7 separate regions of the Homo sapiens genome follow, and regions 1, 2, 3, 4, 6 and 7 are each linked to region 5. A link is a loop called in an ENCODE intact Hi-C map of the cell type or tissue named here. Cell type or tissue: PC-3. All regions are shown on one strand.

Region 1 (4,000 bases), 1.9 Mb after region 5:
TCATAGTCACATGAAAAGACTAATACACCTCTCTTACCAACTATATATCTGTGTGAGGCCAAATTGTCTTTATATACTTCAACCAAAACAGAATATCACAACAGATTGAATGCAGAGGCAGATGAGAATCTACCTGTCTTCTATAAAGCCAGGCATAAGAGAGTTGCAAAAATGCAAAACAGTGTCATTTTTGTCACTAATTTTTTTAGTTTGGGAACATAGTTATTTTTCATTAAAAACATATTACTTATGTTAGTAGGTAATATTAGTACTTTTACATTGGTAAGTAATGGATCTATTACTTTAATGGATAAGTAGTGGATCTTTTAAATTAATTAGTAAATGTTCTAGAACCTTTCTATATTTAATGCAATAAGTATCAATAGATATGACCACATAATTAAAAACTCTTGATGTGTTCTCAATAGTTTTTAGAAGTGTAAAGAGTTACTAAGAAAAAAATATTTGAGAATCACTGAACTGGTATATTGAATTGGTATATATAAGACTAATCAGAATATATATGGTAACTAAAGCCATAGACAAGAGAGAACATTATTTTAAGTAATCTTCAATAAGAAGTTAATTAAAACTATTACTAACCTGTGAGTGGTAATAGTTAAGAGGATTTAAGAGAAAGGAATTATAAAAGAGAGTTCCTTGAAAGCCAGGGAAGATAGGAAAATTCTAAACACTTGAAACTAACTGAAGGGATAATTGAGGGACATCAATTTCACTATTTTCTCTAAGGTCAAACTTGGTATTTAATAGATGTCTCTTCATGGTGAAAGTAGGAACAAGCAAAGGCATGCACCTGAACAGCTTGATTCAAATGGCCACATTCCAGGCCAATTAAATACTTCTGAGTTTCTTAAATAAAATGTACAATAACCAATCAGAAAGACTGTGCCATTAATTAATTTGCTATGACAGCTCAAGCCAAGAAATGGACAATACGGAAATGGAACATTAGAAAATTTAATTGATAAAGAATTTGAAAATAACCTTTATAAACAAAGGTAAAAGAACTTGGATTATTTTTTAATGACAGTCTTTCAACATTAAGAAGGACACCACTGATTTGATTTTATTTGAAAACCTAATGAAAAGATGCATGCTAAAATATTTAAAAGGGCTCAGGCTAGCAACTACAAAATTGTATTGACACGCTGAAATATTATAAAGTTAACAACCCCCAAAGATCAAAAGAATAACAAACCAGCATCTTAAATGTGAACATTTAAAGAGCAAATGGTAATGCTTGTAGGTATCTTGGAGTCCTGTGGGTGTTGATCTGATTTTACACTGTGGTTCATCTAGATTGGAATGTTTAGCCCAATCTCATATTCAGGGGTAATGGCAAGTAAAACCCAGTAAAGCTAAGGGAAATGTTTTGTCCCATGAATCTTCCGGTTAAAAAAACACACTAATCTGTGTGACCAAAAGCAGCACTATAGGTCTTCACTTTATTGAATGCTGGAAAAAAATAATATTTCTGCTAAAGGCAGTAATCTTTAGGTCATTGTGGAGTTTTGTTTTAAGGTGTACTTATGTGTGCCTGTTTGTGAGCAACGATTTATGTTGTGTTTATCAAATTTATATACATACATATTCTTTCTTTCTTTTTATCCATTTGGACACATAGAACCTTAGGAATCTGTGAAGCATCACTGCTTTCTCCCTTACCCACTAGACAATCCACATTATCCACTCAAGATGCAAAATTGCCAGGAAACAAACCCTCTGTGGGAGCAGGTCATTTCATACCATAATAGCTCAATGACACCCTCTAGTGGGTAGTCTCCATGCTGTAATTTTGAGGAGGAAAAAATTGCTCTTAGTTTCCACTTTATCCTCAATTATAATATATGGCATTTTGAGAATTTGCACATTTCATAAGAAAAACATAACTTAATGGTTAATATGTTCTCAATGAAGACTGAATTAAAAAGCAGAAATTGAGTATCTAAGATGAACTTAGAATCATAAAAAATATACAAAAGCAAACTGACCTCAGAATGGCAAAAGAAGACTCCTCCTCAGCTGTAACGACCCACTCAGAGTCCCCAGAGATGGTTTTGACAATACAACTTGACTGCCATGACCAGAAGTATCCCTCCTGCAGAGACACATTTAAAGTAAAAGCAAGGAAAAGTTTGTTATAAACACCGCTAAATCAAAAAGGCTGCATAAGAAAGAGAAAGAATAAAAGGAAGATATCTTTCCTTTGTCAATACATCTTTGCTACAGCAAAAATTCCAGATGAGTTTTCTTTGGTCGGTAGATTAGAGAATACACCAACAAGCTAAAAAGAAATAAGGGTCTATAAATAGTTCTATCTCAGATAGCGGATTGAAGGCCATTTGTGAACATGTTCCTACACAATTTGCGACATGATCCATGAGCAAGTCCAATATTATGCCATCATTGTGGGAGTCAATGGGTTAAGACCCAGAACTTAATTGTCTATAGTTTGGGCCATTGAAAAACTTAACGCAGATATTTAGCAAAGCGTTCTGGAGCAGCGCAGACCACACTCTCAGAACGAGATTTCTCTGGGGCACACTGTGCAGGATCCCACAGGACCAGCTACAAAGCTATCAGCATGAATGAAGCATTATCGGCAGCCCCTTCCCAAGTAAAAACTGCAGATTAATATCAAAACCCACTGCATGTCTGTTCATTTTAAATGTCTGTCGTCATTTCTACTTTTCTTAGTGAATATAGGTTCAGGATTTCAAAACTATTTTTTTGTAAATTGGTCAACTTAATACAAATAGATGTCTGAATTACCAAAACCGGATTTGACTCTTCAATATCAATTTTCTCGTTCCCAAGAAGGAAACAATTTTTGCATCCCTTTTACTGAGTTTTATTTTAACCTGGATGTGTTTCATAATATATTTCATATTCCAGATTAGTGGGCAGAAGTTCTGCCCACTGTTAGTGCAGTGCAGTTTAGCATGAGAGGCAACTGGTTATTCCTCTTGAGTCAGAAGACTTGATTTAGAGGTTTGGATCATAACTCTGCAAATGACAAGTTGTGTGGCGTTGATGGAGTAAAAAAAAATCATCCTTGATGCTGTTTCCTTGGCTGAAAAATATAGGGGAAATAATCCGTGATTGTTTTACCTCAGAGTGTACTAAAGGATTTACAAGATCACTTACTTATGCAAAAGCACCAAGTGTATAGTACCCAATTGGTATTTTTTTTAATGTTTGATGAGTTTCTCCTTTTTAATAGGTATCTTGAGTTTTATCTAGTAGTTTTTTCTTTAACAAATATTAAAGTGAAAGGGTTTTTCTCCCAGTTATTAGTGACAAAATGAGAGTGAAGCTAGTTTAGTGCAGGCACCCAGAAACTTTTCAAAATGAGTGTGTCTCCTTGCTAGTCCTTGCCCATCCCCCCTTTCCCAAACACAGTCCTGTGTTTTTTTTGTTTTTTTTTTTTCTCGGAGATAGGATGATGACACATTGGTTCATAACAGCAGCACATCTGCTGCATATTATTGTGAAGATGTCATTGGAAGCCCAAGAATCTATAGGAATTGTTCAAATCCTTTGATCTTGAACCAGAAATCTTTCTTTGCCATTACTAAATAAAAATGTATTCCAGTTAGACTCAGAACCATGAAATTTGATGTGACTTTATACTTGAAAATGTTTGCCTTCAAAAAAATTTTTTTAAGGAATATACATATATTGTTCAGTTGTTGTCTTTTAGGAGTCTATCAGTATCCACAGGGAAAACGTGTAACCTGGAAGAAAAGAAATTCCCACTAGAAGAGAAAGATGTACTTTCTGTGGTTGATTATTTTTTGTATTGGTATTTGTTTCCTAGGGCTGCCAGAACAAAGTACCACATGCTGGGTGGCATGAAATAACAGAAATGTATTCTCTCACACTTCTAGGGCTAGAAGTCTTAAATCATGATGTCAACAGGATTGGGTTCTACTTGAAGCTTTCAGGGAGAATCTGTTCCATGCTTCTCTTATAGCTT
Region 2 (4,000 bases), 93 kb after region 5:
CATAGATATAGTTTTATATTTATAGATTTAGACATATATTTTAAATATTTCATCATATATTTTAGTTATTTCAACAGTGAGGGTGATATAAATGATATAGGGTACCTATTCTACCATACTATCAGAAATAAAAATTGCTTTTATTTTATTCATTTTCTCTTAAATTCATATAAATTCATTGCCCCCCCCCCCATTTAATCAGCCACTTAGAGGAAAAACTTCTATATCTGTTCTTTTATGGACATTCAAAGATTTTATTTTGTTTTTGTTTCATTTTTAGCAACAAATGCTTCTTTCAGTTTACAGGAAAAAAAACGGTTCTATTTGAAAGTTACTCTGACATGCTATTAAAGGCAGTGTGGAATTGTACATGGCTCCCATAACCTTTGTCTTGGTGTTACTACTATTATTGCAGTACATTTACAAGGCAAAAGATTTTGCAGATTGTAATTAATGTTACTAATCAGCTGAACTTAAGATAGGGAGATCACTCAGGTGGGTCTAATTTAATCAGATAAGCCCTTTAACAGCAGAGTATTTTCTCTAGCAAGTAGCAGAAGGAGTGATTAGATTCCAAGCAAGAGAAGGATTAACATAGTGTTGCTAGTTTGAAGATGCAAGGATTTGGAAAGCAGCCTCTAGGAGCTGTGACCCCTAGTCAATAGCCAGCAAGAAAACCGGGACCTCATTCCTACAACCACAAGGAATTGGATTCTGCCAACCACAAGAATGAACTTGGAAGCAGATTCTTCCCGAGAGTCATCTCCAGACGAGAGCACAATCCACCTGACAGCTTGATTTCAGCCTTGTGAGATGCTCAGCAGAGAATCCAGTTGAGCCTACCTGGATTTCTGACCTAAAGAACTATCTGCTAATAAATGGATGTTAAGTTTCCATGGTGGTGGGCATTTGTTATGCAGCAATAGAAAACTAATGCAGGCATATTTCCCTATCACCTGTAGCTTTAAGAAAAAACAAAACTAGTGATTTTTTCTTGAAGCTTTTTGTTCGGGGAACACAGAATGCCAAACAACAAAAGCTCACCTTCAAGAGATACATTGTGCCTATGACTATACTATTAAACTTTGAACAGAGAAGATAATGCAATTGAGTTTGCTATTGGCAAGCAAAGGTCAATTTAGTGAAATGTCAAATACTTTTCGGTGAAAAGGCAGATCATTATATCTGACACCAAGTCAGTGTTCTGGGTTGTAATCTGTAAACTATTGTCTTCACATAACTCTCACAGAAGCTGACTCCTCTCTGTCTTTTCTCAGGTTAAAGCCATGTTCTTCAGTGCTCACCTGTGGGCTCTGGAAGTGCCCTCTTTCCTTGATGAGGCTCTAGGTCTCTGCGGCAAAGTGGAGCCACTTTGCATTTAGCTACATGTTGACCTCCCTCTTCCTCCAATTCACCCTTAATTGCCTTTCTGGCTTCATTTCTGATAAATGTCCACACAGACCCTAAATTTGGAAGATATTTATTGTTGCCCAGACATGCCAGGTACTTTCCAAATTTCCAGCATTGTTCTTCCTTCCCTGCATGATGCCCGTTCTTCCATTTCCACCTGTAGAAATTGTAGTTATCATTCAATATTCAGCTCAGGTGTCACTTGCCCCATTTCTTGATTTTTCCAGGCAGAATTGGATAGTTCCTATTTTGTGTTTCCAAAGGCTTCAAAATAGCTTTTGCCCTCTGTTGTGTAATTGCCATGACATTAAGTTACTGACATTAAGAACAATGGCCTGTACGTCTATGAATCCCCAAAGCCTGGTGCAGTTCATTATTAGATGTTTGATCCTTGTTTGTGGAATTGAGTGAACCTAATGTGGCTCAGGCCCAGTGAGATAAACAAAATAATCAGGTGCAAAAAAGAGTTCTATGCAAAAGAATAGTTCTATTTTTTTAAATGTATGAGTCAGCATATTGCTCACTACTTTCTCTTTAATTGGATTGTGTAGCCTCAATGTTTCTCCCAAGTTTTCATAACCTGTGAGTCGACCACCATGCTTCAAAACCAGATGATTTCAACAGGTTCATCTCTCTGTCCTGTGCTATAACATCCTTACAATCTGATACACATCTACATACAAAAGCCTCATTCAGCTGCCTAAAAGTTGCTTTTACTAAACAACTCTCCCTCTAAAACCCCGTAATAACTTTCCATAGCCTAGAACTGCATGGTCTAATATGGTAGTCACTAGCCCCTAGCCATGAGCACAGCTTGAGATGTACCAAAAGTGTTAAATGTCCACTGGATTTCAAAGACATAGTATGAAAAAAAGAATGTCAAATATATTGATTTTATGTTGTGATGCCTATATTGGGTAAAGAAAATTTATCACTGAAATTAATTTCCCGTTTCTTTTTACTTTTTCTAATGAGGCCTCTAAAATTGTAAATTACCTACGTGGTTTGCATTTGTGGCTTGTATTATACTCTACTGGGATGTGCTAGCCTACAGCATAAAATCCCAGCACCTGAATTTTGTGCTGTAATTCACATCTGGCTGTAATCTCCTCTACTTGTCTCAACTCTCACATCCCACATATGAAATGTCCACCATGGCCAGTATTTTTTCAGAGATTCTGTGCTTTCTTATTCTTTTCTTCTGCCTATACTATTTCCTGGATGATCTTCTCTTTTTTTTTTTTTTTAATTTTTCTTATCAATATCTTATCCTCTCCTCCAAGCTCACTTTAGCTTCACTGACTGGAAGAAACCTCCTCTGATCCCACTAATGGAAAGGGATTTCTTCTAAAGGAAGGATTCTGATGTGTATTTATTGTATATTTATCTTGTCTCATCTATTACGTTATAAGTACTTAGAAGATAGGGACTATTTGATACACCTATCTGCATATGCCTTCACAAATAGCACAGTGACTTCCCTCAATAACTCTCAAAAATGTGCAATACATAAATTGAAGGGAAGAATTCTATTTAGAAAATAGGTTATAGGCTATATACAGATATGTGTGTATATATATACATATTCATGTATGTAAATATATATACAGACTCAACATTTCATAATTTAATGAATAGGGAAAGACTCAGCAAGATTTTGTAGGTCCTTAGAGAAGGATAAAGAACAAAAATCTTCAGAGAGAATCAACACTAAGAACATTAGGGCTGGAAGATACTGCAGAGAGCACTGCGCTCATTTCCCTCTTCTTACAGATGAAGGAGCTGAGGCTGGAGAAGTTAAGAGACCCCTGCTAGATAGGAAGGCACGTGAGAAGTATACTGCTCTGTCTCCTGTGGTAAGTACAGGACCTGATACTTAAGAGGTCAGTAAACATTGGCTGAATGAATGAATGAATAAATGATCAGTGCAAAGTAAACACATCTGGTGAACTCAAACTAGGCTACATAGCCCCTGATTCTCAGAATAGTAGTATTTTCATTCTACCATGTAGAGAGGGGAAGGACAGTTGGGAAGCAATGGGGAGCTATATTTAAAACAGAATTTCAGCCAACCATTAAATTAGCCATTTAACAGTTTTTCTGGCAATGGCATCTAGGCATATGTGGATTCACAATAGTTAATTACACCTTTCCTTCCTTTTTGAATGACCCTCTCCAAGTTGGTCAGTGCTGATCTTGCTGGCATTTTTCTGTGCAGAAAAGAGTATATATGTGTTTTCAATAATTTTCCTAATTATCAGTGATGGATTTTCATTGATCCCCTATCCTTTCGTGTCCTGGTCCCTTTCATACATTTATTTGTTGCTTGATATTTTACAGAGCACCTGTCTTATGTATTCTATATCATCAAATTTTCAAAGCAAACTTATTAGTTTTTATTAGCGCTTCCACTTTGAAATGTGGAGCCAAAGACTCAAAGAAGTTAACTTAAACTGATCAAACGTCACATAGCTAAGAAATGTTGGAGCTGTATGTGTCTTCTATATTATTTTCAAATATTATGATTGCTTCTCTGATTGCTTCTCATTATTAATTGTATTGGATAAGAGCACAGATTCATTATGCTGAG
Region 3 (4,000 bases), 110 kb after region 5:
TTCAAGGTAATTATGAAATGCAAGGTACAATGTATAAAAGTTGAAAATCAAGACAAGGTTCTGAGAACACATACAATCATCTATTCCTAGAAAATAATTAACAAGGAAAAACTACCTGAATATTAGTTCTATTGGAGAAAAGTTACCAGGTAAGATATAAGTTCTATAAGATTGTTATGTATTTTATCACATCTCAGACTTTGTTTCTGATGCTAAAATTAGAAGACCAACAAATGGTATATTTAAAAAAATTCATTAAGCCCATCTCAGAAACTGAACAAAAAGACTTGGGTTGGAAATGATACTGAGAAGTAATGGGAAGCAAACATAGATTCTATTCTTCCCCAAAGCTCAAATTACTTACTAAAATTGAGTAAGAGATTAAGAAGGCATCAGCATATTTTCCTCGCTGTTTTTTCCCCTTCCCAAAAGTTTTATATTCTAACTTTTTGAGAAGAAAAATAGAAAAACATTTAAAAAATAATTCATCATGAACAAGTGGAGTTTATCCCAAGGATGGTTTTACATTTGAAAATCAAATAGTGTAACTTATCAGAGTAACAGACTAAAAAAGAAAAACCATATGATCACCTTAGTAGATGCTAAAAAAGCATCTGAGAAAATCCAACGTCCATTTCTGATGAAAACTCTCAGCAAATGAGAAATTGAAGGGAATTTCCTTGATCTGATAGAGATCATCACCAAAAAACCTGCAGCTAACATCATACTTAATAAGACTTAATGCTTTCCTCCTAAAATCAGGAAGAAGACAACGTCTGTTCTTACCACTTCTACTCAACATTGTTTTGAAAGTTCCAGCCAGTGCGATGGGCAAGAAAAAGAAAAGACAGATTGGATAGGGAGTGGTAAAACTGTCTTTGTTTGCAGATGACATGATTACATAGAAAGACTGATGGAATTTATAAAAATGCTACTAGAATAAGTTAGTGAGGTTGCAGAATACAAGTTGAGCATATAAACTCAGCTGTATTTCTATATACTAGCAGTGATCAATATGAATTTCAATGTCATTGCAGTAACATAAATGTGTGAAGTATTTAGGAAATAAATTTGACAAAGAATATGCAAAACCTGTACACTGATAATTAAAAAGCATTATCGAGAGAAATTAAAGATGCATGTATAAATGGAGCAGTATAACTTGTTTATGGGTTAGAAAACACAATATTGCCAAGCTGTCATTTCTCCTTATATTAATTTATAGATTCAGTGTAATTCTACTCAATATTCCAGTAGGCTTTTTTGGGTAGAAATTGATAGGAGTTCTAAAATTCATAGGGAAATTCACATGGGAAGGCAGATATAGGTATACAGATATAAACAGATGTGTGTGCGTGTGTGCATGTAAATATAGATATATGAGAAGGTAGATACAGTCTGGGTCCAGTCAAGAGAGGGAATCTGTACAGTAATTAAAACAGAGAAAATATAAAGAATTACTAACTATAACAAGGGATTGGAGCAACCAGGGGTAAAGAGAACTCTACAGGAATAGCAGCTATAAGGAGCAGCTACGCTTTTGAATGCTGAGGCAGAGCACCCGAGAAAAAGTCCCACTCCTCGCCCCTCTGCCACCGCCTCAATAAGGTTGAAATACAGAACTAGACAGCAAAGGAACTGGCTGCAGCACTGGTGTAAGTTGCTTGAAATCCACTTTCTAGGGTGCCAGAGGAGCTGTTCATAGAACGTGTCTCATCAGAGGCACTCACCTATGAAAATGCCCGAGGACGTATTGCAGGGAGCTTGTGGCCACCTGGTGATGCCGGCCCCTAGAAGAGCCTGTCCAGTGCACACACTGGAACCCAGAAGGGAAACCCTTTCCTCTGGTAATATCTCTCCGGCGCCCTCTACCGACAAAGCTCAACATGCTGACAGCTCCAAAGGGAAAATATTTAAAGGACCTAGGTCCATTTTCATGGAGCAGGCAAAAAATGCATTTGGAGCTGAGAAGTAATAAAACATTAACTGGCACAAATAGATAACAAAGAGGCATAAGGACATTTTAGGGGGAAAGGGTGATGGATATGTTCATTATCTTGACTGTAGTGACAGGTATATACATATGTCAAAACTTATCAAATTGTACAATTAAAATATGTGCCATTTATTATATGTCAAGTCTACCTTAATAAAGCTGTTAAAAATGTAACTGGTCAAGCACAGTGGCTCACTCCTGTAATCTCAGCACTTTGGGAGACTGAGGCTGGTGGATGGCTTGAGCTCAGGAGTTGGAGACCAGCCTGGGCAACATGGCAAAACCCCATCTCTACCAAAAATACAAAAGTTAGCCAGATGTGGTGGCAGGCGCTTGTAGTCCAAGCTACTCAGGAGGCTGAGCCAGGAGGACTGCTTAAGCCTGGGAGGTCAAGGCTGCAGTGACCTGTGTTTGTGCCACTGCACTCCAGCCTGGGTGACAAAGTGAAACCCTGTCTCAAGAAAAAAAAAAATGTATCTGAAAGTCTTCCACTACTCTCCTAACAGAAGCAACCCTTGCACTGATTAAAGGTTTAAGCGGAAGGTGTTTGTATCTATATGTGTGTGTGTATATATATATATATGCATTTATGTATTATTTTTTCATACCAAGAGCAAAATTGCTGACCATTGAGGACTCTTCCTCAGGGTGAAATCCCCTAGGGGCTCTACCTTCAGATCCACAGCTCAGGAGCCCAGTTTGGCTGGGGAAGCTCACCTCCATCTGCCTGTTCAGTGGGACCAAGAATTTAAAAACCTTCCTTGCCAAAATCCAGTAGCTCTGGAGCCAAGGCTGGACTTCCCCGGGGCCAGTCTTAACAGATACTTGGTGTTCATGAGCTCCAGCTGTCTGGCTGCAGCACAGCACTCCTTCCCTTCCTCTCTGGCCATGTCTTGCTTCCTGGGTAATGGATATCCCTGGACCCTCATCGCTCTCCTTTCTGGGAGGACCTGGTCCATGGCTGCTGTTCATGAGAGGTGTAGATAATACACCATGTTACCACAGTGTGTGCTACCTTTGCAGTCTTAGAGCGTACTGACTGCCTTCCCTTTCTCACTCCCCAGTCTTCTTTATGTCAAATAGCAATTCTGCCTTAATTTAATATTTATTTATTGCCTACTATATGCAAGCATTGTGTTAGCTATGAAGGCTACAACAAGGGACAGTGCAGACATAGTCTTTGCCTTCATGGTGCTTACCTTTTAGGAGAAACTGCAGAAAACATAAACAAAAATCCCAACTTAGCTGGACTTATATAATGGTCAAATGGACATAATATAATGATTTCTCTCTCAACATGCCATGTCATTCTTCAAACCAGAATTACTGTAAGCTCCTCAAGGGCAGGGACCCAGAAACGATGGACTACAGTGATGCCATTTACATATACACACATTTACATACAAAATATTCACCTCTTGGGATGACTTTTTGATAGATGAGGGCTTATTAGAGAATTGGTTTGATTTTCCCTTAGCCTACTTCAAATTAATCTGTCAAAAAGTAATTAAAATTGTTGTTGTTGATGAAATATGTAACTGTGGCCTAGAGTCTATACATTATTTTATTTCCCTGCCACTGTCACCACTGCCATCACAAAATGAATTTCATACTAGATGTTTATTAAAAGGCAGCTAGAGTGTGCTGGAGGTTGGGTGGTGAGTTGAGACATGCATTAATTATCCATTAAATCAATCAATGAAACATGCTTTTGAGCATGACTCTGTGCCCAGGACCAGGCTGGTTCTGTAGGGATGAGAAGAGCCATGTAAGAATTCAGTTTTGTCCTTACAAACCTCAAATTGTTAAATGTGAAAACTAGCCAGTAGAGGCCATTTGCTTTGGAATGGTGGTACTAAACCCAAGGCCAAAAGAAATCAGAAATGAATAGTGTTTGGGTCTTACAGTCAAAGGACTTTCTGTGGAAGAGCTAGGCTTTATAGGATATTTAGAAAATTGAAAAGTTGAAAGAAGGGTTTGGGGAGAGTGGATATAAGAGAGTAA
Region 4 (4,000 bases), 310 kb after region 5:
TAAATGTGAGATTAAAAGAAGGACATCTGGAGAGCAATGTGTAATAATGAAAATTCTTCACAAACATTTTAGGGAGCAGAGATGCGGGGTACAATTATTTTGAAAGAAAGAAAAAATTATTTCATTTTCTGGGTAAGCTTCAACTGTCAACATTTGCCAAGAATTTGTGAGCAAAGGACTGTCTTTCTACTCTCCTTTCTCGTCTTCATTCCTATAGCATCCTTACGGGACATCTTTGGTCCTCCAATCCTTTATCTCTTAGTAAAATCATTTTATGTCTTCATTATTCATAGTTGAAATATATTATGACAATCCTTTCTCAATTAAGAGTGAAAATGTTACAAACTGAATATGGATGAACAACTTTAATGTTACTATTGTGAGTTGTTTGCCCACATTTAAAATGCTCTTAGCTTCTTTTATATAACTTAAACTTGTGTAGTTATTCTTAATGAATTCTTGAGACTAATTTGGCTCCTGGAAACTCAAAAAAGTTTAATTTGTTTAAACTAAGATGGACTGAATACTGCTTTTCTAAATACATCACTTTTTAAAATCCATGACGGAGACTGGCAGGTTGGATGGATTTCTGCACTGGGGTGTAACCAGGTTTCACCAAGTCCGGCCTCAACTCTACCTAAGCTTTCAGCTCTAGCTTTTATATATATAATATTTTAGTAGAAATGGATTTTGGAGCCTTTACTAAAAGTATTTCAGGATTCCCAAAGATTTTTTTGTGATTTCAAATAAATAAGGTGATTAACGCATGTTTGTCCCAGATATTTATACTCTCCTTCCTCAGTCCCCCCACCCCCACCTCAAAAGAAACCTGCCACATTTTAGCTTCACTGGTTTCCTATTGATTTAAAGTCTGGATTCTTAACCTAGAACTCTCATGGACTTAGGAGGTCCAAAAACCTGAAAATTTGTAAGCAAAATATATCATACTGTGTTTGCATTTTTTTTTTTCTGGGCAGAGTGACTATGGCTTCCACCTGATTTAAAAACAATTTTTTTTTACTTCAATATGTTAAGAACCACTAGTTTAAGAGAATATAAGAAAAGGCTCTGCAGGAAGAAGAAAGTACTCAAGGAAAATGATTTTTCTTACAGGGGTTTTCTCACGTTGGTACTTATCAGGGCACATTACATCATACTAAGAAGACAAACATCCTAAAGAATTTGGACCAACATTGGTGCTGCAAATTTGGATGTGCTTAACTTAAATTCTACTATAACACTGTCTACTTAAGATTATTTATGAAATATAATGCATGCAATTATTTCTAAAATATCTACAAAATTAATCTAGCAGCTTTATCTATTGAGCCTGTGCCCATAAATCAGAATGTGATTTTCCATATCAAGCCTTCAGGAAGACAAAGAAAGATAAATTTTATTATTTAAAAAATGCATGTCACTGAGGGAGAGTTTATAAAACCACAGTAATGACTGGCTGCAGTAGTGGTGTGATTCCATGTGGACCTCAGAGAAGAGAACTAAATCATTCAGGACTTCCCCATTGCTTCCATATGCACAGTCATTTCTCTGTAACTGATACAAATGTCTCTGGGAGAAATACAAGATGTCAGAAGTATTTCTGACTGACCTACACTCAATTAGCAATTACTCAAAGGTCAGTCAGAAAAGAAAGAACTACATCAACACCTGCTACTTATAAGGAAGCAGTTAGAAAGATGAAAAAGATAATGAATTCTTTCTATATGGTATCATATATTAAGAATTTGTGATGTTTTCTTAAATATCTAATGTTGACATCATTTTCTCAAGCATACTAGGCACAAACACAATTATGAATGTAGGAAAAAAATCCTTCCATTTTGTTTAAAGGGCTACCACAGAAATAAAGCAGTAGTGTTCTCACAAAGCTTTGTGCTGCATAGTAAGTGCTGTGATTCTAGAACTCTCACATTTATTTTTCATATAAATTTTTAATGCCTCTATACAATACATTTATGTAAAATGGAAGCTCCCTCTAGTGGCAAAAGAAGCTTTATTTTGGATTTGAATAGCTGCTTCCAAACCACCCTGATTATATCAGCGATTCTCAAACTTTTTGGTCTTAGAAGCTTTTGTTTCATGTAGGTTTTATTTATTACTATTAACCATATTAGAAATTAAAACAGATTTTTAAAAAATCATTCATTTAAAAATAGCAAAAATGAACTCATTCCATGTTAACACATAACATTGTTATGAAAAATAACTGTCCTTTCCAAGCAAACAAAAACTGCAAGAAGAGATAGATTGTTTTATATGTTTGAAAAGTTCTAGTGTCTGACATAATAAATGACAGCTGGATTTTCATAAATGCTTCAGTAGTCAATCTTTTGCAAGATGTTTTGGTTGATGTATATTTTTAAAAGTTAGCTCTCACATAGACATAGAGTTGAAAAAGAAAGGAGTAATTGAATAGCTTTTTAAAATAGCTGTGGGTATTTTTCTTTAATACTACACCAAAACTTGACAAGTAATCATTTCTTAAAGATTAGTTGCAATGTGAAATCTGAAACCATATCAATGTACTCTATTACATTAAAATTCACTGGCCTATCTTTCACTTTGAATGGATCTCTTACTAAGCATAAATTTTACCATCATGTACTGGTCATTTTGAAAATATTGCACTGAGTTCTGCAGTTCTCCTAAATGTTGACATATGTCATTATTTAAAAATCATATTCATTAATATCACCACCCACCTCATCAGGAAAGTCTTTACATATTCAGAAGCAGTCATACTCAGAGTGGCATATACAATTTTCTAATACTTTTTTCTAATTCTAAAATTCAAGCTTTCAAGTAAAAGTTCAAATTTGAAAACAAATATTGTCAGTTGTTCTTTTGAAGTGACAGACTCACTATGTTATTTTTCAGAAAATGCATGTGAAATACCCAACTATGAATAATAGCAGCTTGACAGTTGTTCTTTCAAGTAAACATGATGTTCCATGAAAAAGTGGCTAGTTCAGCTAGCAACTCAAAGGACCCACATGAACTTTTCCTCAAGACTGCCCTTGTGCTTGGGTATGCAGTAAAAGTATCTTATGTGTACTTTTCATTTCATCACACAGATTATTAAAAAGACCATGCTCAAAAGTTGAGATTTTTACTGCTTCATCAAGGACACTCTTAAGAAAAGTTGCCTTCTCCTTCTCCTGTCTCTTCTCCTTCTCTTCACGTGAATATGTGGCAGTAAATAATACAATCAGTCTAGTGCCACTTAGATTTGATTCATGCTAAGGCACCAGCATCTTACTCACCACTGATTTTTGCACCATCAATACAAATCTCAACACAATGAAACAGACAAAGAGCACCTTAATATTATTATGGGACTCTCTTGACAGTGACTAGAAGATTTCAGGGGTCCATGGACCACAATTTGAGAAGCAGGATTGACATAATACACTGGACTACATAATGTTGAACTGAGAGACCAACTGGTTGGCATCTTGAATTAACAGACATAAACACTTAAGTTCAGAAAGTCCAAAGTCGCATTCCTGTACAATTACCATTGCATTCTGCCTCTAAGAAAGTGCTTTAAATTCTGGGAGTCTTTGCCTGAATGTAATTTTTTAAATAATTATGACTATTAAAAAATGTTCAACATATCCTTCTATTCTCATAAGGGTCCAAATTTCAGTTTAGTTTTTTTTCTCATTTATTCAGGGACTATTTAAGGCAAAGCTTCTGTAAATGAAATATACATATATATATATATATATACACACACACACACACACACACATATATATATATATAAAATATATATTCTTCATTCCTACAGCATCCTTAGGGGACATCTTTGGTCTTCTCATCCTTTATCTCTTAGTAAAATCATTTACATATAAATTATTACATATATATAATCTATAAGCAAATAATTTTTTCACTGGATTACAAATAGTATATAATTTTGACCTAGAATATATCTCAGAGCCAATTTTGAATTATAACATTACTAAAACATTGT
Region 5 (4,000 bases):
CAGTGTCTTGCTCTGTCACCCAGGCTGGAGTGCAGTGGCGTGATCTAGGCTCACTGCAACCTCCGCCTCCTGGATTCAAGGGATTCTCGTACCTCAGCCTCCTGAGTAGCTAGGACTACAGGTACACACCGCCACGCCCAGCTAATTTTTGTGTTTTTAGTAGGGATGGGGTTTTGCCATGTTGGCCAGGCTGGTCTCGAACTCCTGCCCTCAGGTGATCCACCCACCTCAGGCTCCCAAAGTGCTGGGATTACAGGCGTGAGTCACCATGCTTGGCCTGGTTCTTGATTATATCCGATTTGAGCACTGAGCAAAGCCTCCTAATCTCATCATGCCTGAATTCTTAGACTACCTTACCCCCAAATTTCAAAGATAATTAATTCAGTCATCCATCTCATCTTTGTTACGCCAGGATACCAGACAAATGCAATTCCTTTTAGTTAACTGTCTTGTCCAGTTCCCGTAATGTTCCGTTTCTTCTGCTGGTTTCCTTCTTAGTCTTGTCCATTATGCCTTATCAAAACTTTACATGGCAGAGATGGCTAGCTGTCCCCTAAAATTCAGCATCCCCTTTCACAGTGTAGAGATGTCAGTTGAATTTGGCTGCCCAGCCAGGAACCGCATCTTCCAGCCCTTCCTGCATCCAGATTATGCCATGTGACTAGTTTTCATCAATGAAATGAGAAAGAGATTTATGTCACCTCCCAGATGGGGTTTTTTAAAAGCATGATTGTTTTCTCTACTCTCTTCCCCTATCTGAATAGGAAGGAGTCTGTAGCTTTAGGGGAAGACAGAGCCACAAGATGGAAGGAGCTTGGATGTCTGAACTATTCCATGGAGAAAAGCTGCAGCCAACGAAGAACACCTGCAATGGACTCTTAACCTGGGGGTGACGACAACCACTGAAATGTGAGGGCTTATTCGTTAGCATTTGTCTAGCATTACCCTAACTGATATCTAATTAATTTCCTTACATCCTCAAACTTCTTGCCTTAAATTTAATCTCCTGCCTGTCCCCCAGGAGTTCAGTTCCCCTCAAGCTTCTGGAAGAGAGGCTGCTCATTCTTCCACAACAGCCTAGACACCATGGAGGCTGAGAGATGGTACTGGCATTTTCTTTTTTTTTTTTGAGATGGTGTCTTGCTCTGTCGCCCATGCTGGAGTGCAGTGGCACGATCTTGGCTCACTGCAACTTCAGCCTCCCAGGCTCAAGCGATTCTCTTGCCTCAGCCTCCCAAGTAGCTGGGATTACAGGTGTGTGCCACAGCTGGCTAATTTTTGTATTTGTAGTAGAGATGGGGTTTCACCATGTTGGCCAGGCTGGTCTCTAACTGCTGACGTCAGGCAATCCATCCATCTTGGCCTCCCAAACTACTGGGTGTGAGCCACTGCGCCTGGCTGTTATTGGCATTTTCTTAACTCCTAGTTGCATTGTTCAGACCACTTCACATGTGAAATTAATGCCATCCAACTTTTTTTCCTAGTTGGTGTTCCACACACAGATTGGCATTGACATTGTTATAGAGCCTGCCTATGCTCAGGGAGAGAATTTGAGGATGAAAGGGAATATTGGCATCAGTGTCTATGGCAACCTAAAGAAATGTATATGAATTTGCGTATACATCAAGCTCTCTAATTACCATGAGGAAAAACATGAATTCTTTCCCAGTCTGGTCCCTCTTATTAGTCTCACTTTTCTTTCCCCCATCCACCAACTGCATCATCTGTCCCATTTCCATGGGGTGTGTGGGCAGCTGAGGGAGATCCAGCATAAGACATCAGTGCTGAAAACCCTAGCCTGGAAACACCAAAGGCCAAATGAGACTCCATCACAGAATTTCTAACACATATATCCAAGGTGCAATGACCCAGTTTGTCAAACCTTTAGATTATGTGATAATTTACTGATGATTCACTTTAGAGATTTGAAAATAAAAGTACTTTTATATTTTTGTTTTTCTGAAAATGGTCCCAAAGTTCAATGATTTTCTTGCATATCTCAAATATTACAATGGGGTGATTTAAGGCCAGCACATTTTTGCAGGCTATCTGAAAAGAACTTACTTTTCCATAAAGCCCTCTAAGTTTCTTTGCCCTTATTAGATTTATAGCTGATTCTTTCAAAGCTGACTGTGACCTTGACCTGCAGACAAAAATAGCAAAATATAAATTTTGTGGAAGGCAGTAGCACTGTCTTTCTTGGATAAAGTCTGCATCTCCTACCAAGAAAAAATCTAAGAGGTATTGCCAAGCTAATGCACATGGTTAAAGTAACTGCCCCATTGCCCCTTTTCTTTCTTTCTTTTAATTTTTTTGTTCTAGGTTTACTGCACTTGCCTCTAGCAGTTATGGAATTCTATGCCACTCAAATCCTCTATCTGTTGCAAAAATGTGCATCCCAAGATGGTGCTCTTGAGCTGTGGTGCAGTATCTTCAGACAGACACTGTGGGTCCCACAATGAAGCAATGGAGAAAAAAGACACCACTAAAGAACCACCAGGGTGCAGCATTCCTGAGTGGCAGAAGCCATGCAGGAAATGGCAGTATGTACAGCTGGCACTTTGAAGAACAATGAATTCCTTCAAGGCTCTGTGCAGACATTTCAAACAGTGGATACCAGACAGGCTTGGCATAGCTTAGACTCAATTATAGCTAGAATTATTTTATTTCTGGGTAGGTAACTGAGAGAAGCAGGAATTGTGCATGTATCTCCATATGGTTTTATTTTTAAAGAATGAAATAGCAACAAATATAAACAACTGCTGTAACAGCAAAGAGCATAATTTCTTCTAAAATGAGGATTATATTTAGAACACTCCAAATGGGGACACACTGTCTGACAAGAAGTCAGAATATCGGAAAATGGAAGTGTCTTACTTAATTAAATAACCCTGAAGTAATTTAATATCATGAGTAGGTGAGACTTTTAAAAAGGGTTAAACAAAGGCATATCCCTAAGTAGAAATATGTAGCCCTATCACCTGCAAAATTGTCATAAATCTTTGTGTTTTATTTTCACAGATGCTGCATCTTAGTCCAGGGATTTTTAAAGTGTGGTTCCTGGAAGAGCTGGATCAGAGTCATCTGTGTTGATGGTTTAACATAAAGATTTTCGAGCCCCAAGACTCAAGTAGGACAAGGAATTTGAATTTTTAAGCAGCTCACCTGACTTGTCTGTCCTCTAATGTCTGAAGACATCTGACCTCTGCTCTTTCAGTAAAAGCAACAATGGTTTTATGAGCATTGTCGTCACATCTCTCCACTCAAGGGATCCTTCTCATTTCTCCCAGCTGAGGTCACCCACAGCTGCTGCTTCTAACTGCTGGCTTCCAGCCTGCTGTCTGCCAGCTGGCTCTACCCTCTCCTATAACACGGCAGAGAGTAGCTGTGGTCTCCTGCGTGCTCACCCTCTGCTCCCTTGGTCCTGCTCCATGCTTTGGTCCTGCACTTAAATTTTACAAGCATACTCTCTTTCTCTTAAGGTAAGCAACCATTTTAAATCTCAGCGGTAAACAAAACAAAAAATCACCAGGAAACTATATGAAATCAGGTTTTTTTGTTTGTTTTTGGTTTTTGGTTTTGGTTTTGTTTTTTTGGTGGTATTTTTTTTGTTTTTTTGTTTTTTGTTTTTTTGAGATGGAGTCTTGCTGTGTCACCCAGGATGGAGTGCAGTGGAGCCATCTTGGCTCACTGCAACTTCCGCCTCCCAGGTTCAAGCAATTCTCCTCTCTCAGCCTCCTGAGTAGCTGGGATTACAGGCACCCACCACCATGCCTGGCTAATTTTTGTATGTTTAGTAGAGATGGGGTTTCACCATGTTGGCCAAGCTGGCCTCAAACTCCTGACCTCAAGTGATCTGCCTGCCTCAGCCTCCCAAGTGCTGGGATTATAGGTGTAAGTCACCACGCCTGGCATCAAAGCAGGTTTTAACCAGCCTTTTTGTCCACTGATAACATAAAGGAGGTCAGCAGCAGCTAAGTCCTGTGCCAGAAGAGCTTTC
Region 6 (4,000 bases), 750 kb after region 5:
TTAATTGGCTGAAGAGAATTATGTGCAACGAAGTCTCATGGCAAATGGAACAGAGTGCTTTGCAGGGACTTGCTGGCTCTCTGTTAAGATTAGGGGTCCCATAAGTGGAAAAGGTTTAACTCCCTTCCTGAATCTCCAATATCTCAAAATCAGTAAAGAAGACCTTCACAGATGCCCTGATCTTACAAGAGAATGTCATAGATGATTTCTCCAGAGTGTTTTTAATGCACTGCAATTACTAGTTACTGTTTGGGCATAGTTACGGTACCTGCTAGACCATAAATAGTTAATGTCGATGGGATAAATCCAGTAGCATTATTATAAATCTGTGCTGAATGGTTGAGTGAAATGTCCCTAAAATCTCCTAACTCCTTAGATTCCAAACCATTCCAAATCTTATTAAGCATTTATTATGTAAACAATATTTTTAAGCCAAAAACATTCTGAAAGTCTTTTTATTTCTGATGTAAATGTTCAACTCTCTCCCTTGTTCCCAGTTCTCTTTCCATTTTCTCTTTTTATTCATTAGTCTTAAAAGCCAGTCACTTTTTTAAAACTTACTGGAGTGAATCCATCTTTTCACTGGGCTCTGACAGATAGAAAGGCTTAAAAAATGCAAAGTCCTCATGATAGGACATCTGAGGAAAATATATTGTAGATTTCCTTCTGAATGCCTTCTTCAGTATGAAGAGTCCCAAGTAAAACATTTCAAGTACGCATTGGGAGCATATATACATTCAGCTGAAGACAGCTTCCCTCCCCTTTGCTCTGAGAGCATTTCACTAAAGTCTTCTTAAGTTGGATGCCAGTATGATGTTCTGACACAAATATATGATTTTAGCATTTGACTTAGAATTAAGCTTGTATACTGCCAGCATTAAATATATGAAGTATTTACTTGATGTCAAATTAGAAAAGATCATTTATTTTTAATGATCTTCAGAGATGTGGCCATTTATTTTTAATATTCCACCTTACTTCAGATGACTAGGTTCAAGTAAGTGCTATTTCCCTTAATCTAATTCTTTTTCAACCTGTATCTCTTTTATGCCAGAAGCACTCAGTGATTTCAAAAGGAACTCCTTAAGTTATAGTAATAGTCAGTAAAATGGGAAACAATGTTGCTGTCAAGATGCAAGATTTTTCCCAAACAGGACATTTTGGCCTCCCCACAGCCACATTCTTGAATATTAGTCCATTTTCTCAGACTTTTATGATAAACATTTAATTATTGGCTGCTCTGACTATGGAGTAGCCATTCTTTTATTCCTTTACTTTCCCAAGAAACTTGCTTTTACTTTACAAAAAGCAGAACACTCAATTATTATCTGTCACTGTGCTTCTTAATAGTAACCCTTATATTAGCATATAAAATGGTTTGATTTAGAAAATATAATAATGAATTTTTTGAAATAGAGATATCACTGGGATGATCTCTCCAAATCAATGGACAGTACTTTTTAACCATAAGTTCAGTGACAACTCATGACAATTTATATCCCCCTAGAAATATGGTATCGAGATGTCAGTCTTCAAATTAAGAAAAAGAAAAATCCGAATCATAAAATTAAATATCTATATCTGATGACTGTTTGAGCTTGGCAAGACCACCACCAGGGGGAGCAAGTTACTGGACAAAGGAAGTGATGTACAGTTTCAGAATTTTAATAGAAAATCCGGCTTTTAAGAACAAAATGATAGCACAATTGGTAAGAATAAAAGAAAAACAAGATGACTCAAAGTCACATGAACTGCTAACTCTCTAGTATCTTATTAAAATAACATTGCTTCACTTTAGTTTCTGGAGTGAGTTGCTGTGACACTACCACAGTTATGTTTTCTTTGTAATGTGTTTTTCCCAGTGAAGTATCCTATCTTCTACAGCCGTTATGACCTACGTGCTGACAGCACTTTGTAAAATGCAAATGACCTTACAAATTTAATGACGTAATACATATCAGGTTCATGTAATTATGGATAGAAAAAATCTGGAAGTTGAGAGGGTCTGCCTGCTTGACAGGCAGTATATGCAATATATTTTACATGTGGGAGGGTTAATTCATACATTTTTTAAGACACAGTCTTCAAATATTTTACATCTGAATTAAGGGAAACTAACTTACTAAAGGAAACAAATAGAGTGTCTTCTAAGCAAGCTGTGAGCAAGTACTTTTAAATCCCATGACGGAAATTATTTGAGAAATCCTTTGTGATGTAAGAAAGATTATTCATAAAGAAGTTTAGCAACTGTTTACAAATTCACAAGTCATGTTAAGCTATATAACTTGAAAAGAAAACCTTTTGAAGGAAACAACTTGTGTCAGTGTCATTATGAATATTTTACATTGATATCAAACAGAATAAAACCCATATTTTATTTAACATGATCTATTTATTGATTACATCTGGGTAAACAATTCTAAACAAAACAAATATGACCACATTATCCCATGTCTAAGAAGAAAGGAGAGCATTCAACACATAATTATTCTAATATAGGATTACATAACATAAAGTGTTATGAGAAAGCACTGTTTGCAATGGGAAAGTATGATGGAATTATAACTTTGGTTAAGTATTTAGGGAAGTCTTCTCAGAGGAAGTTTTAATGTGGTGGATACTAAGAATTATCTAAGTGAATCATGAGAAGGGAAACTGGGAAGAAGAAAGAATAGTCCAGTTAGAACTGTATCTTTGGGAACTGTACAGACAGGAGATCTTGACATATTTGAGGAACTGAGAGATTCCTATTGAGTCTGGAGTTGAGTGATCAAAGGGATGCAGGTCAGGGTAGGTGAAAGCAGGAGAACTAAGGCAACTTACAATTCTATAGGAGCCTTATAAGATACACATTTAAAATTTTAGATATTAATCAGAATGTAATGGGGCTTGGAAGAGTTTTGTACTGGAAAGTGACATGATCTACATTATGTTTTGAGAAGGTTATATTGGCATATGTGTGAAAAAAATTAGAGTGGAAATAGAAGGGATACAGGTAAACTTATTAGAAGGCCTTTGTGGCCATCCTGGTAAGAGATAATGGTGGATGAAATTGTGGTGGTGACACTAGAGAAGAAAATAACACACACACACACACACACACACACACACACACACACACACACGAAGTAGAGTCAAGAGGACTTGTTGATGAATCTATAGAATGATGGAGAGGGAAATGACAAGGCTAAGACATGCCCTTTTTGGTTAAAACAAAGACTGGGAAAAAGCAAGTTTTGCAGAAAAAGATTAACAATTCATGTTTCTAAATATGTGAATGTTGAAAAGTTTGTAATAGTTGTAAGTCATCCACATTGACATCCAAGATGCCAAGTTACTCATATATTATGGCCTCTGCTCTTATATACATGCATATGCAAGAAATAGGCAATGTAATTGGACTGCATACATGGGAGTTATTGGCCATGAAATGGTCATTAAAGGCAAGAGAGTTGACAATGACAAGACTAATCAAGGATAGAATGTAGAGTGAGAAGAGGGCCTATTACCCAATGTTGAGAAACTTGACTATTAAATATTTAGAATAAGTAAGAAGCTGGCTACAGAAGTTGAAAAGGAGGAGACATCAAGAAAAGGGGAAAGCTAGAACTGTGATTATTTCACAGCTAAGCAAAATTATTTCTTAAATGTTAAACTTTTGTTGCATGTTTTGGGATGTTTTGTTTTTAATGAGAAAACTGTATCCAAGAGGGTTGAAAATTATGGTAGACCACAGTGACTTTATTTAGATTTATTCTTTCCAATCAAGGATATTGGTTGTGTATTTTCTCTGGGAAATAAGAATTTTATCAGTATTGTTCATTGATCAATGATGAAAATGTGGACTATACAGATACTCAAAGCCAACATTCTAATACTCATCATTTTGCTAGTTAGAAAATAAATTAAATACATGTACCTTAGATTAATGTTTTTTGGTTTCATACTTCTTGAAGAACAGTAAAGATTTGAAGAGCTATAATGGCTTTGAGTCCTGTGC
Region 7 (4,000 bases), 350 kb after region 5:
ACCAGAATTAAATGAGTTAATATGAGTAGAGCTCTTTGGACATTGTCAGGCACATAATAAAATTTATTGCAAGTGTTTCTTAAATAAATTATTTAAAAAAAGTATCATACTCCATATTTTCAATATCAAACTAGTAGAGCATTTATGAGTATCATTCTCAAAGTGATGCTGACTTCACAAACCATGTATGGCACAAAGGGATTCTATTCCTGTTGTACAAGGTTATTAAAAAACAGATATATACATAAACAGAAACATAAATATATACTATTTACATATGTACAATGTATATATACATACACATTGTGTATATATATACATACATATACATAAATATATGTATATGTAAATAAATATAAATAAAATTTACCTCCCCCATGCAGAGTCAAGTTAGGCAAAGTGGTCTAAAGTCAAATAAACTCTTCAACCATTTCTTAATATGGACATAGCTTTCCTTCATAAAACTTCAAGAAGAAGAAAAATAATCTACTGGACCAATGCCAATTAATAGTAAGACACCATAATGGAACTTCCATATGAGATTTAGAGAGGTTCATTTATCCTATCTACATTATATGAATTTCCATATGTAATCTTTTACTCTACTTTTGATAAGGGTTAGCTACTATGAAATGTTTTTTACTTAGATTGGTGACTTTTAAATGAAGTTACTAATATCTTGCTTTAATTGCACTTCTGCTTAAAGGTTAAGATAACATTAAAACTCAGAAACAAACATTGATTCCAGAGGCAGCAAAATTTGTCAACAATTAAATTAGATACCAGAAAATATATACAAAAGGTTACATTTTTGCTAACTTGAAACAATTAATGTTGAATTCACAGAAAGCCTAAAATACAGGATTTTTCTGAATGGTAACAGTTTAATTTATAATGAAAAGTTTAACTAGGTATTTTTGTTTTGAGCTCCCCTCACCAAAAAATGGAAAGGATTTAAATGATTTGAAATCTATGGCTTAAACAATTTCCTTAACTTGACTTGTTCTCTCTTTTAAGCTATTCACCTGTACTTAAAATAAACTATTATTCCATTACCAAATAATAAGTCTTCACTTAATTGCAATCATCTCAGAATATGAAAATATTGGGATAAAGTATTTAGAAATCCAAAAAATTCATCCATATAAAAACCAATGAAATATAGAAATATTCACATAATTTCAATGTTCAAACACAACTCTAGTGTTACTGCTCATACTCTATTCCCAAATTGGAATCATTTTTAGTAAGCATTCTCTCCTCCACTAGCCCCTTTTACTAGGAAGTTACCTTGAGAATTATTTTATTCATGAAATGAGGGTGCCTACAATAAATAGACCATCCTGCTAGACATGTCAAGAGCATCAAATAAAATTCACTTCAACTAAAATTTCCATAAGACATTTCCCCTTTTCTAAAAAATCCTAAATAACTACTTTTGTTAACTTGTTCATTTATATATAATTGCTTTTTTAAAAAACGTTACTGTTTCTGAGATTGTAAAAATAAAGAGACGGTAAGATTTAGGAGCAAAATATTTCTTGTGTTCTATGAATGCGAATTCACTTTTTCAGTGCAACAAGAATATTTGCATTTACTCATAAATGAATACTAATGACAAATTCAGAGCTGGCATTACTCCATAGAAATCACACACAGAAAGCCAGAGCTAGAAATCATACAGTGCACAGATAGTTATATTACTCTAAAGTATTCAGACAAAGAGCAAGGAGATTAGAGTCAACATCAATTCTCTGAAGTTGAGTCACATCTTAACGACATGGTGGGATAAGGATAATTGTAGAATTTAGGAGGGAAACAAAGTTGGCTGGTTAATATCTTATGTGATTTCTGAGTCAACAGCTCTTTGTTGACCACCTACTCTGGGCAAGATGCTGCTTCCCTAAGTAAGCCACTGCTCTACAGTTCTATTTACACTGTGTAGGAGTAAGCTTCCTGCTTCTACCAGAAATCCTCCCTTTTTGTTTAAAATAACAACCCAGCTCAACTTTGCATATTGTGTGTGTTCATGTGCTCAATAAATACTTTTTGAATGAGTGAAAATTCAGTGAGTAAGAAGGTTATTCATTCAAAAACATCTGTGTATGCCGGCAAAAATGGTGAGGACAATGATAAAAGCATAATGAAAACACTGGGCAACACCTCCTCACAAAGATGTCAAAGGGAGCAACTTCAAATGTTAAAATTTAAGCATGAGCTCTGGCTCAACCTAGAAACCAGGATCCCAGTACTTGCTGTAATACTCCATTGAATATTGTGCTCATAATTTCCCATGTAATTTGCTTACATACCTATTTGAAAATATTTTTCTCAAGTAATGATGTTTCTATATGTTTTATTAATTGAAAAAAGAGTGTTTCTAAAAGGCCAGAGTAGCTTGGGAGAGGCCAAAGCAGTTTTCTTTTTCACTGTTAAAACACTGGAGGCGGTTAAATTTAAGCAACAGTTTCCTTCCCATTGCTATGTGTCTTGTAATATCTTCTTGTGTCTCCATCAGTTCACTGGTGAATAACTTCATATTCCTGAAGTTAAGAAGCCTGCCCTGATGCTCATGCAGTTACTTTGAGCAATGACCAAACAGAGAGAGGAAGGTAAGTAGTATTGTTTTCATTTCTTTAAAAACTTCACTAGGAGGAAACCCCAAGGTAACAATGACAACAACAAAAATCTATTGCAACATAATTGATAGCAATAAAACCTTTTTTAAAAAATAATCATTTTTGATATTCATATTTGTAATCCCCTTTTATTATCTTCAACTTTTTCTTGAAAAGACCTTAATATATTTGAAATAAATTATAATGTGTAATTTGTCTAAAGCTCTGAAATATGTAGAAACTACTAAGTAAAACCTTTGAGAAGCACCAGCTGTTTATTACTTCTAGCAAATCAGTTTAGAAAGGAGCATTAGCACAGAAAGAAGGCCCACCCACCCACTTTCGCCCCCACCCAACCCGACCCTGCATGCTATTTATCAGACCAAGTTTACATAAATCAGAGAAGAGTTACAGTGCTATTAAATGTATCCACGAAGTAATATGACATAAAGCACTTTGCAAATATTAAATCTCTCCCCAGTGTTTTCTAAGAAGAAACTGGTATTCGTATTCGGAGACAGAGAGGAGAGGGGGAGAGAGGGGAGGGAGGGAGGGAGAGGGAGAGGGAGAGGGAGAGGGAGAGGGAATAGGGAGAGAGGGGGAGAGAGAGAGAGAGAGAGAGAGAGAGAGAGAGAGAGAGTGAGTCCCACCGGGTGAAGACAGGGTAGACCACGAATGTGAGCATCAGCTCCCTTGGGTGGGTGCCCTGAAGCACTGAAGTAGGGAAGCGGAAGAGTAGAGGAAACCCACCAAGGTGAAGTGACTCCGGAGTTGTTTGTTTGCTGGGCGCTTGGAACCTCCAGGTAAAGACATCCACCTTAAGCTGGACGCTCCTTGCAGGTTGCCCTAAACCAAGGTGGTCGCCCAAGTAACAGGAGCAGGAGTCTCAGCGCTCCAGTGAGTAGCGACAGCGACCTCTCAGACTTGTTTGTAGTAACAGTATGACCACCCTTCGACTGCATCCATCCCGCGCGCGCGCGCGCGTGTGTGTTGGGTGGGAAGAGATGCATAAAGTGGGGCTGTGAGGGGTGTGGGGGGGGCCAGCTGGGAAGAGAAAACCCCACCCACATGTTAACTTAGCCTTTGCCTGTTCTTTGCCTGCCCTCTGCCTGTCCTCTGCTGGGGCCTCGCAGGCCCCCACTGTCCCAAAGCTGCCCTCGCGCTCCAAACAGCTCCACAGCCACCCCAGAAGTGACCGAACGCGAACCCCTAAACTCTGGCGAGCGCAGTAAACGCGTGTTCCCTTTCTCCCTCAAAGAGAGCGCTACCCAGCGCTCTGGGAGAGACTGAGAGAGAAACAGACAGGCAGGCTGACTGACACCTTCTGTCTAATTTTACCCCAGGAATTGCCCCCGCCGTTTCTCATCTCGCACTAGTTTAAC

Evidence for each region. Hi-C counts contacts between places; a loop is a spot of excess contacts. Peaks named below come from ENCODE experiments on the same cell type or tissue, not always from the same donor. Only the 100,000 strongest peaks of a DNase experiment are listed, where the experiment ranks them.
Region 1: a loop joins it to region 5, with 7 times the contacts of the local background. A loop is called at or near these places in 13 of 110 quality-filtered maps.
Region 2: it touches region 5 in a loop (4-fold over the local background); 10 of 110 quality-filtered maps call a loop at or near these places.
Region 3: it touches region 5 in a loop (14-fold over the local background); 53 of 110 quality-filtered maps call a loop at or near these places.
Region 4: a loop joins it to region 5, with 12 times the contacts of the local background. A loop is called at or near these places in 25 of 110 quality-filtered maps.
Region 6: a loop joins it to region 5, with 7 times the contacts of the local background. A loop is called at or near these places in 5 of 110 quality-filtered maps.
Region 7: it touches region 5 in a loop (14-fold over the local background); 8 of 110 quality-filtered maps call a loop at or near these places.

The regions. Positions count from the first base shown.
Region 1 is chr6:115,894,952-115,898,951 of GRCh38, forward strand. No RefSeq gene overlaps it. Among named protein-coding and RNA genes, the nearest start is that of FRK, 160 kb to the right of the region's middle. In PC-3, CTCF peaks have their summits at 1,797 (motif pointing left) and 1,997; no DNase peak of the experiment used is centred here.
Region 2 is chr6:114,085,754-114,089,753 of GRCh38, forward strand. The region is part of intron 3 of HS3ST5 (heparan sulfate-glucosamine 3-sulfotransferase 5); the gene reads right to left. It overlaps HDAC2-AS2 (HDAC2 and HS3ST5 antisense RNA 2), which reads left to right. Exons shown (of 10, transcript NR_125845.1): 5 at 3,184-3,266. Among named protein-coding and RNA genes, the nearest start is that of HDAC2, 120 kb to the left of the region's middle. In PC-3, no CTCF peak of the experiment used is centred here; no DNase peak of the experiment used is centred here.
Region 3 is chr6:114,106,709-114,110,708 of GRCh38, forward strand. All of the region lies in intron 3 of HS3ST5 (heparan sulfate-glucosamine 3-sulfotransferase 5), which reads right to left. All of the region lies in intron 5 of HDAC2-AS2 (HDAC2 and HS3ST5 antisense RNA 2), which reads left to right. Among named protein-coding and RNA genes, the nearest start is that of HDAC2, 140 kb to the left of the region's middle. In PC-3, a CTCF peak has its summit at 1,865 (motif pointing left); a DNase peak (open chromatin) is centred at 1,833.
Region 4 is chr6:114,302,505-114,306,504 of GRCh38, forward strand. All of the region lies in intron 1 of HS3ST5 (heparan sulfate-glucosamine 3-sulfotransferase 5), which reads right to left. All of the region lies in intron 9 of HDAC2-AS2 (HDAC2 and HS3ST5 antisense RNA 2), which reads left to right. Among named protein-coding and RNA genes, the nearest start is that of HS3ST5, 39 kb to the right of the region's middle. In PC-3, a CTCF peak has its summit at 2,006 (motif pointing left); no DNase peak of the experiment used is centred here.
Region 5 is chr6:113,992,579-113,996,578 of GRCh38, forward strand. It overlaps HDAC2-AS2 (HDAC2 and HS3ST5 antisense RNA 2), which reads left to right. Exons shown (of 10, transcript NR_125845.1): 3 at 765-909; 4 at 3,022-3,482. Among named protein-coding and RNA genes, the nearest start is that of HDAC2, 23 kb to the left of the region's middle. RefSeq lists a silencer at 3,167-3,461 and an enhancer at 3,730-4,000. In PC-3, a CTCF peak has its summit at 2,452 (motif pointing right); DNase peaks (open chromatin) are centred at 2,463 and 3,293; H3K4me3 peaks cover 346 bases; H3K27ac peaks cover 1,517 bases.
Region 6 is chr6:114,746,489-114,750,488 of GRCh38, forward strand. No RefSeq gene overlaps it. Among named protein-coding and RNA genes, the nearest start is that of LNCPOIR, 200 kb to the left of the region's middle. In PC-3, CTCF peaks have their summits at 1,612 (motif pointing right) and 1,814; no DNase peak of the experiment used is centred here.
Region 7 is chr6:114,338,004-114,342,003 of GRCh38, forward strand. The region is part of intron 1 of HS3ST5 (heparan sulfate-glucosamine 3-sulfotransferase 5); the gene reads right to left. HDAC2-AS2 (HDAC2 and HS3ST5 antisense RNA 2) reads left to right here. Exons shown (of 10, transcript NR_125845.1): 10 at 2,519-2,726. Among named protein-coding and RNA genes, the nearest start is that of HS3ST5, 3.0 kb to the right of the region's middle. In PC-3, no CTCF peak of the experiment used is centred here; a DNase peak (open chromatin) is centred at 1,908; H3K4me3 peaks cover 2,815 bases; H3K27ac peaks cover 1,712 bases.